Regions from separate parts of the Homo sapiens genome. Here region 2 is linked to region 1. A link is a contact called in ENCODE Hi-C data. All regions are on one chromosome and are shown on one strand. The core of a region is the stretch at or near the end of the contact, and the rest is flanking DNA. Distances in the headings are between cores, read along the strand shown.

Evidence for each region. A loop is a pair of places that touch in the nucleus more often than their neighbours do. Pooled maps may share reads with other maps.
Region 2: a map of Caco-2 shows a loop between it and region 1 (2.0-fold over the local background). The contact joins the promoter of KCNJ16 here to the enhancer-like site in region 1. A Hi-C loop is called at or near these places in 1 of 168 maps with a recorded cell type or tissue (Caco-2) and 1 of 50 pooled maps.

Annotation. Positions count from the first base shown.
Region 1 is chr17:69,898,605-69,902,536 of GRCh38, forward strand. The region is part of intron 4 of LINC01483 (long intergenic non-protein coding RNA 1483); the gene reads left to right. Among named protein-coding and RNA genes, the nearest start is that of LINC01497, 61 kb to the right of the region's middle. Within about 2 kb of position 2,352, at least 2 of the 41 ENCODE cell types and tissues checked have a DNase peak (open chromatin) inside an H3K27ac peak, as active enhancers do.
Region 2 is chr17:70,072,264-70,076,655 of GRCh38, forward strand. It overlaps KCNJ16 (potassium inwardly rectifying channel subfamily J member 16), which reads left to right and starts at 2,962. Exons shown (of 4, transcript NM_170741.4): 1 at 2,962-3,127. LOC105371881 (a long non-coding RNA gene) reads right to left here and starts at 2,544. Exons shown (of 3, transcript XR_934952.3): 1 at 963-2,544.

The DNA.
Region 1 (3,932 bases), core at 1,102-3,601:
GAGCCTAAAGGAATGTTGGAGATTATTTAATTCACCTATTTTACAGAGAAAACTGAAGCTCCCAAAAGTGACTTTGCCAGGTTCATACAAGTTGTTAAAACCCCAAACTCAAGATTCTTCCAATTCAAGCCCTGCAGCATTTCTTTGAGAATGAAAGCAAAGAAGAATTGGCCAACTCATGTCCCAGGAGACAATCTGGAAATATTTTGCTGTAAATCCATACCTCCCGTCTCGAGGAAAACTTAGCATTTTTCGAGTATTAGAAATCACCATGAACATTGTGCATCATTAGGCCCATGGAGAGCTTTTGCTTCTTCTGCAGAGGCTTTAGTGCAGTTGAAGATTTACCAGCACGTGCCAATGAGCTGTCACCGTGTCTTTATTCAAAAGGTCTCTGTCTACCAACGGCATACTGCATACTGAGAAATGTACACCTTTTGGTGTGTGCTCAATAATTGAACCTGCACTTCTCATGGGGTTCCAGAGCCAGGAAACACATGTTCAAATTCCAGCTCTGTCATTTGCTATGTGACTGGCCTTGGGCAAGTTATTAAATTCTCTGTGCCTCAGTTTTCTCATTTGCAGAATGGGTATTAGAATAAAATTTTAAAATAGTATTACATGAGTTAATAAATGTAAAGCACTTAGAATGGTGCCTGACTCAATAACATATATCTATTAATATTAATTATTATTATTATTATTACTTTCACTCGTGTTCCTGCATAGATGCTTGTGGTTGAGTTGTGTTACCTAGATCTTGAATTTGCATTCTCACTGGGTGCAATATCATTCCCAATAGGGAAAAAAATTTGTTTATTGGGAAACAAAAAAATCTTATTCTTTTAATGTATGAAACATAAACATAAAATATATAAACAGAAATACTGTGTACTTATATTACAATTTCATGGGAGGATTGATTAGTTAAAAAAATGCCTAAGAAGCCTTGTTGGAAGAGTGAAAATGGGGGAAAAAAGGGTTGAGAAACACTGTTTTAGAAGAACAAGAGAAGACAGGCCAGGCATGGTGGCTCACACCTGTAATCCCAGCACTTTGGGAGCTGAGGCTGTCAGATCGCTTGAGGCCAGGAGTTCAAGACCAGCCTGGCCAATGTGGTGAAACCCCATCTCTACTAAAATTACAAAAATTAGCTGGGTGTGGTGGCATACGCCTGTGATCCCAGCTACTTGGGAGGCTGTGGCACAAGAATGGCTTGAATCCAGGAGGCCGAGGTTGCAGTGAGCCGAGATCACACTACCACACTCCAGCCTGGGTGACACAGTGAGACTGTCTTAAAAAAAAAAAAAAAAAAAAAAAAGAAAGGAAGGGCAAGAGAAGACAGGTCAAACATAATAAAGGGTTTCAAGATGTGATGGCAGAGCAGGAAACCAAGCACGGAGCCCTTCTGATTTCCAGATCCTTCCTGTGTGACTGTCCAGCATGTACACTGATGAAGGCAGCCCTGATGACGGGCAGTCTGTGGTGTCTCTGATGACTCTTCTGAGGGGTATCATAGGACAACTCAGGATGTCTCCTTTCTTAGTAACCTCCCTCATCATTAGGACTGTTGCCCATAGTGTGGAAGGAAGGTAGAACCACCTTTTGCCGAGTTTAGCCTATTTTTCCTAGATTAGAAACAAACTGCTAATACCTGGGTAAAAAATGAAAGAGTTAGTGAAACTCAATGAGTGTTTCAGTGGTTTTGTTGCCTCCCTGCCAACCCAAGGTTTCGTCCTTTTGTGTATTAATTTGGTCTCCATTCTATGCTCTCCCAAAACATGAAAGTTCTTTTATTTTACTTATTTATTAATTTATTTATTTTGAGATAGAGTTTTGCTCTTGTTGCCCAGGCTGGAGTGCAATGGCATGATCTCGGCTCACTGCAACCTCCACCTCCGGGGTTCAAGCAATTCTCCTGCCTCAGGGTCCCAACTAGCTGGGATTATAGGCATTCACTACCACGCCCAGCTAATTTTTTTGTATTTTTGATAGAGACGGGGTTTCCATGTTGGTTAGGCTGGTCTTGAACTCCCGACCTCAGATAGTGTGCCCGCTTCGGCCTCCCAAAGTGCTGGGATTACAGGGGTGAGCCACCACGCCCGGCCGCAAGTTCTTTTATTTTACAAATTTTATTTCTGATAATTTGAGATGAAAGCAAGTAGAGAGAAAAAAAAAGATTTCTTGATAAAAATGAAGCCTTCGGCTTCCTCCATATCTGACCCTCGTTCAGAGTTTCTGGTGCTGTTTAACTCTGGAGATTTGTAAGAGGAAATGACCTAAGTTTACTACGGGGCTTACGCAGAGGTCCTGCTCAGCACTGCCCAGGAGTACCGATTGCTAACTCTGTCCTTCCCTCTGATGCCAGGTCCCAAAAATAGCCCAGTGGGAACAACACAGCAGCCTCTCCCTCACGGCCTGCAAATCAAAGCCCTGATTAGGTCAAAGGATGGGAAATGTGGCTATATCGCTGCTCAGAGGCTCTTCAATGCCAAGGGTGTAGAAGCTTCCTGTTCCTTCAGATGTTGGGACAGAGCCGCTGGGCAGGCTTCACTCAGGAGACCTTGCTCCATCTCTTTTGAGTCCTTGAATCTGCTGGGGAGAAGCAGTTTTCCCGTGGAAGCCTTTGAGTCCCTAAGATTCTGGAAGTCCAGGGAAGAGCACTTCAATTTGTAATTGCAGACATCTGACCCAAGAAAGGCTGGCCTTGCTGGAGATGCCTCACTCCCTAGGAAAATCAATTTTGGTTTATTTCATGGAAGAAATAAGACCACTGAAGATTTTTCCTTCTTTCTCATTTCTGGTGGGCACACTTGAAAATGGCAGCTAGTATCATTGTAATGTCACCTTACAGCTTATATCAAAAGCGTATAAAAGTCTTTGCCCCATAACTAAAGGGCTCCTTTGGGGTGTGGGGAGGTATTGAGGGGAAGTGACAGAGCAGAATAAGGAGGGGTATAAAAATCCTCTATGTCTTAGTCCGTTTGGGCTGTTACAGCAAACATATCACAACAAAGAGGCTTATACACAACAGAAATTTATTTCTCGTAGATTTGGAGGCTGGGAAGTCCAGATCAAGGCACGAGCAGACTCAATATCTAGTGAGGGCCTACTTGCTCATACATGACTGATATGGTTAGGCTTTGTGTCCTCACCCAAATCTCATCTTGAATTGCAATCTCCAGGTGTCGAGGGAGGGACCTGGTGGGAGGTGATGGGATCATGAGGGCAGTTCTCCCCATGTGGTTCTCATGATAGTGAGTGAGTTCTCACAATAGCTGATGGTTTTATAAGGCAGTTTTCCCTGCTCTTACTCACTCTTCTCTTTCCTGCCATCATGTGAAGAAGGTTCTTGCTTCCTCTTCACCTTCTGCCATGATTGTAAGTTTCCTGAGGTCTCCTCAGCCATGTAGAACTGTCAGTCAATTTTCTTTATTAAAAAACCCAGTCTTGGGCAGTTCTTTATAGCAGTGTGAAAATGAACTAATACAATGACTCTCTTCTCATTGTACCCTCACATGGCAGAAGAGGTGAGGGTCTTTTGGGGGTCTCTTTTATCCTATTCCTGAGGGCTCTGCCCCCTTGACCTAATCACCTTTCTAAAATTGGCCTCCTAATTCCATCACCCTGGGCTTTAGGATTTCAGCGTATGAATTTGGGGGAATGCAAACATTTAGACCATTGCACTTTATAACAAGGATTAGTAAATGATGCCCCAATCCTCCCCCACCCCCCACACCTGTGTTTGTAAATATAATTGCACTGGGATTTTCTTTTCCATGCTTATTCATTTGTGTATTTTCCATGGCAGCTTTCATAATACAAAGGCAGAGCTGAGGAGTCCTGATAGGGATCACGCGTCCCACAAAGCCTAAAATATCTGGCTCTTTACAGAAAAAGCCTACTGATCCCTGCTTTATAATAATGGCCAT
Region 2 (4,392 bases), core at 1,712-4,211, 170 kb after region 1:
AGTCACTTGGTTGGACTCAAAGATGAATGAGGGAGTCAAGCACAATGACACATGCCTATAGTCCCAGCTACTTCGGAGGCTGAGGCGGGAGGATTGCCTGAGTCCAGGAGTTTGAGACCAGCCTGGACAACATAGGAAAACCCCATCTGAAAACACACAAAAATTAAAAATTAAAAAAAAAAAGATGAGTAAGATTCAGTAAGTTCCTAACCACAAATATTTAGAATTTAGTAGAGGAAATAAGACATGCAACTAAAAGCTAAAATATATAGATTGAAAAACATCGTGCCTTTAAAGAGTATTATTCTTTTATTATTATTAATTTTGAAATAAACTATTTATTGATATTTATAGTAGGCAAGGAAAGACTTAGTAAAAGGAATATTGAAGGAAAGATAGGATTTTAAGTCATAGAAATGCAGTTGACTTGGACTTAACCGTGAGAGGAAAATCATTAATCAGAAAAGAGGAACATTACTTTTGGAGAAGAGTAAATTTTACGGCTTAGCTAGTTTTGTTTTTGTTTTTTTTTTCTGTAAAGGGCCAGATACAAAATATTTTAGGCTTTAAGGACCACAGTCTCTGTTGAGGTCTTGAAGGTCACTGAATTCTGTTGTGTAATATGATGCCTTCATTGACAGTAAGTAAAAAAATAGGGATAGGCATATTTACCAATAAACATGATTTACAGACATAGAAATGTGAATTTCACATCATTTTCATGTCACAAATATTAGTTTTCTTTTACTTTTCCCCCGCTATTTATCATTGTAAAAACCATTCTTAGCTGGGAGTCCTTACAAAAACTGGAAGCAAGCCACAGTCTTCCAGTGACGGAGCTAGAGTGTTCTCTCTAACAAGTAACCCCTTTGTACAATGTAACTTCCTCTTAGGCCAATACTAAAATCACAGAACAGCAATACATTACAGATTTTTGAAAGAGATAATTATTTATCACTTACATTCAAGTAACAAATTCTTGTAATTTGACAAATCTTGAACATGCCTCCTCAACTTGCCTCAGTTTGTCTTTCTGTTTGGGGGAGGATTAAAGTTCACAAAAGTTGAACTTCAATGAAGTTAATTATCAGTTAAGGTAGACTGAGGAGGCAGAGACATGTAACAGAAAAGCCAATCCAGATATCATTTTTATTTATTTGGCTTTAGAAAGTGTTTTTCTACTTACATGTGAGTATGGGTGTGTCTGATATTCTGGGAATTTACTTCAAACAAAGGAATGAAGCCACGCAATGGCGATCTGACTCAGCTGGAGTTGGGAATCCATCTAGTTTCCCCATCTTGCCTCCCGTCTTGCTCTTCTCCATGGTCTGTTTTTACGCTGTGTTTAGATGCCTCGTCTTCTCAGATCAATCTAAATGCTCACCCACATAAAATCACCTTTCCTGAAATTGTATTTGCAGAGCAGATGGAGTCCTGTCCATTTTTGCGTGTGTGTTTTTTTTAAGTCTTTTGAGATAGAACTCTAACAAAGTGTGCTCTGCTTTCAAACAAGGCAGTAATTGAGCAGCATTAAGTGATAATATTGAACAACATCATGGATAAACCACAATGAGAGTTGCTGCAATTGTTATGGAAATGTAGGCATTTGTTTAGTCTTCAATTTTTTTTTTTAACAGAAAAGGCAACCTCTGCATTCACTGCTTACCTGAGATTTATGGATGAATGAAAAGATAGGTCCCTTGGAGAGTTCAAACTCTTCTGCAGATATTGTGTAACAGATTGCAAAATAGGTCTTCCTATCAGAATATGTATACCTTAGTGACAGCTATGAGTTTGGAACACGAATTATCTATCTGTGGTAGGTGTTGTCGTTGTTGCTATTATCATCCCCATTTGACAGTTGAGAAAATGGAGTTGCAGAAAGGTTAAGCAGTTTCTCAGTGTCACACAGCTAGTAAGTGGCGGTGCCAACATAGAAGTCCACTTCCTCAAGTGTTCATGCTTTTAAAAATGGAAACAAAACTCTAACAACCGTCAAACAGCAACGATTGTCAGAACCTAGAAAAGGCCTCTTAAATTTGCAGTGTTAACCAAGCCTGATGTGGTTCCCTAGATCCCCTGGCTGCCACCGCTCTGTGAAGCAAAGGAAAAACTAATTCCTTGCTAGCATAACACTTCTATTGAGCATTCCTGGACACAACTCCCCCAGGTTCTGAAGAGCCTAGGGTTGCTATTTGTTTAGTTCCCCATGGCTGCTTTTCACATTTTCTGGATCTTTCTCTTGATTCTAGCATTATAAGTCTACCTCTTCCCTGATCACTCACTTTTCTACCTCCTGGAGAGCACTGACCACGGGATCACCTCACCATTTTATTTAACCCATTAGGACTCAATGCCAGGCAAAACCTATACCACAGCCTGCATTGTATTCACCATCTCAGGCTCGAGCTCTGATTCCTGGGGTTGAGGAAAGGAAGACTTTCCAACCCCAATTTCTGCCATCCATGTTGATTAGTCAGAGGGCTAATCAACTGTGAACTCATGTTCTTTGGAACTAGGCAGCACAGGAAAAATAATCATTAAAGGTTTGGTAAATAAAAGACTGAATGGATGCTTAGCTACCTGTCATTATCCTGTCTCGCTTTTCGTCAGCATGCAATCCCAATCCTCAGCTGTTAAGATGTAGACAAAGAGTTCTGATGAAAGGGATTTATTTGTACTATTCCAACAGAGTCTGAAAACTAGCAGGAGCATTTCCATAGGTCGTCTCTCAACAATCCTGTCTGTAAATATTTGAGTCACTTACAGGCATTGTTGAGCATAGTTCTGGCCCAGCAAATCTTCCTCCTTTGTATCCCTGATCAAGTAAAAACTTAGTCAGGATATACTTGGGTGACCTTCACACTGTACCTCCTCCAGAGGTACAGAGGTGGTGACGTAATCACTGCCACAGCTGACTGGCTATGGCTTGCTTGATAAGACGCCAGGGGCTACCTATGTAGATTCCCAGGGAGGAACTGTAGGAACAAACCGGTGTCAATGGTTAACCCAGGTTCTTGGTGTCTGGAGCTTTTCTTTCCTTTATTATTAACTAAAGAGCATTCTCTACCATTGCCCAGCTGAAAGCACCTAGCTCATAGATTCTCTGTGGGGAGAGTGAATAAAGGTAAGTGCTATTATTGCTATGGATACAATGTCATTCAGCCTATGTTTTGCTCTTGCTGGCATCTGTGTTTGGGGAGCAGCAACACTCTGTTTCCAGCAAACGTAAATATTAATGATCAATTAAATGCAATTAAGATAATTTAATTTTTTATCCAAGTGCTTTAAGTAGGAATCAAACAGTGTGTCATATTCCTTAAGTTATTTTGAAGCTTTGGTTAAAAGTAGTCTCACATTGGTGTTTACAGAGTCTGTTAAACAGCCCTTGCCTGCTATTATATTTGTAAATGTCTAAAAGTGGCTTTATTATATTCATACCACATGGAGTATTCTGCAATGTCTTTCAAAACCAGATTTTTGCATCCTGTATGCACTTATGAACATATAATTGCAAATATTGAAAAATATGTATTTTATACCCCCCTCTTAAAAAGCTCAGAGAAAATACACGTTAACTTTTTTTTATAGTTGTCTATAATCATTGAAAGGAAATAAGAGATCTATTTTTTCTAGATTTATTTTAACATAAATTGAAAGTGAAGAATTTTCTCCTTTTGTTTTCACCTTAATCCCTCTAAAGCTTTTTTTTTTTTCTTATCATTTAAAAATCTTAAAATTTTGTTTTGAGTATTTAGTCAGAAAAGTGTGAGCTTGTAAAACTTTGCTCTCTGGATGCCACGAATTCTCTGACATATATAATTGAACAGTTTTCCTTGTTGGTATATTTAGGTAGTAAACAATAACATTTCTATAAGCCAGATGAATTTTGATCATGTGTATTACATGGACTGAATGGTCTTTAGAAAAAGAGTATTGGAGTATTTCTGCTAAATATTACTCTTATGGCTAGTAAGAGCCAGATCCTGAAGAAGAAAAAAATGTATGAATGCACCTTTGTTACTTTAGTATGGGAAATGTAGACTAGCCACTCTTTATGTCAGATTTTAACCAATAAAGGAACATGAAGTACCCAAACCACAGCTGTTTTGCAGAATACATTTAAGGAATTCCTGAAATTCAGCCAAAAAGAATTTAAAAGTGAACAAGGTCCAGAGTTCAATTCAAATCAAAAGAGAGAGAAAGAGAAAGAGAGCCTGAGTAACTTAGAGATGTAATCCTGCTTGTTTATTTTTAGAACACGATAATTGTGATAAATCTAAGATTATTAGTCTCATATACAACAAGACTGACAACCTTTGAAACTGCAAGAAAAGACTGCTTTGGGAGAGGAATTCAATATTCTATTTTAATGCATTTTTCTCAACAAGA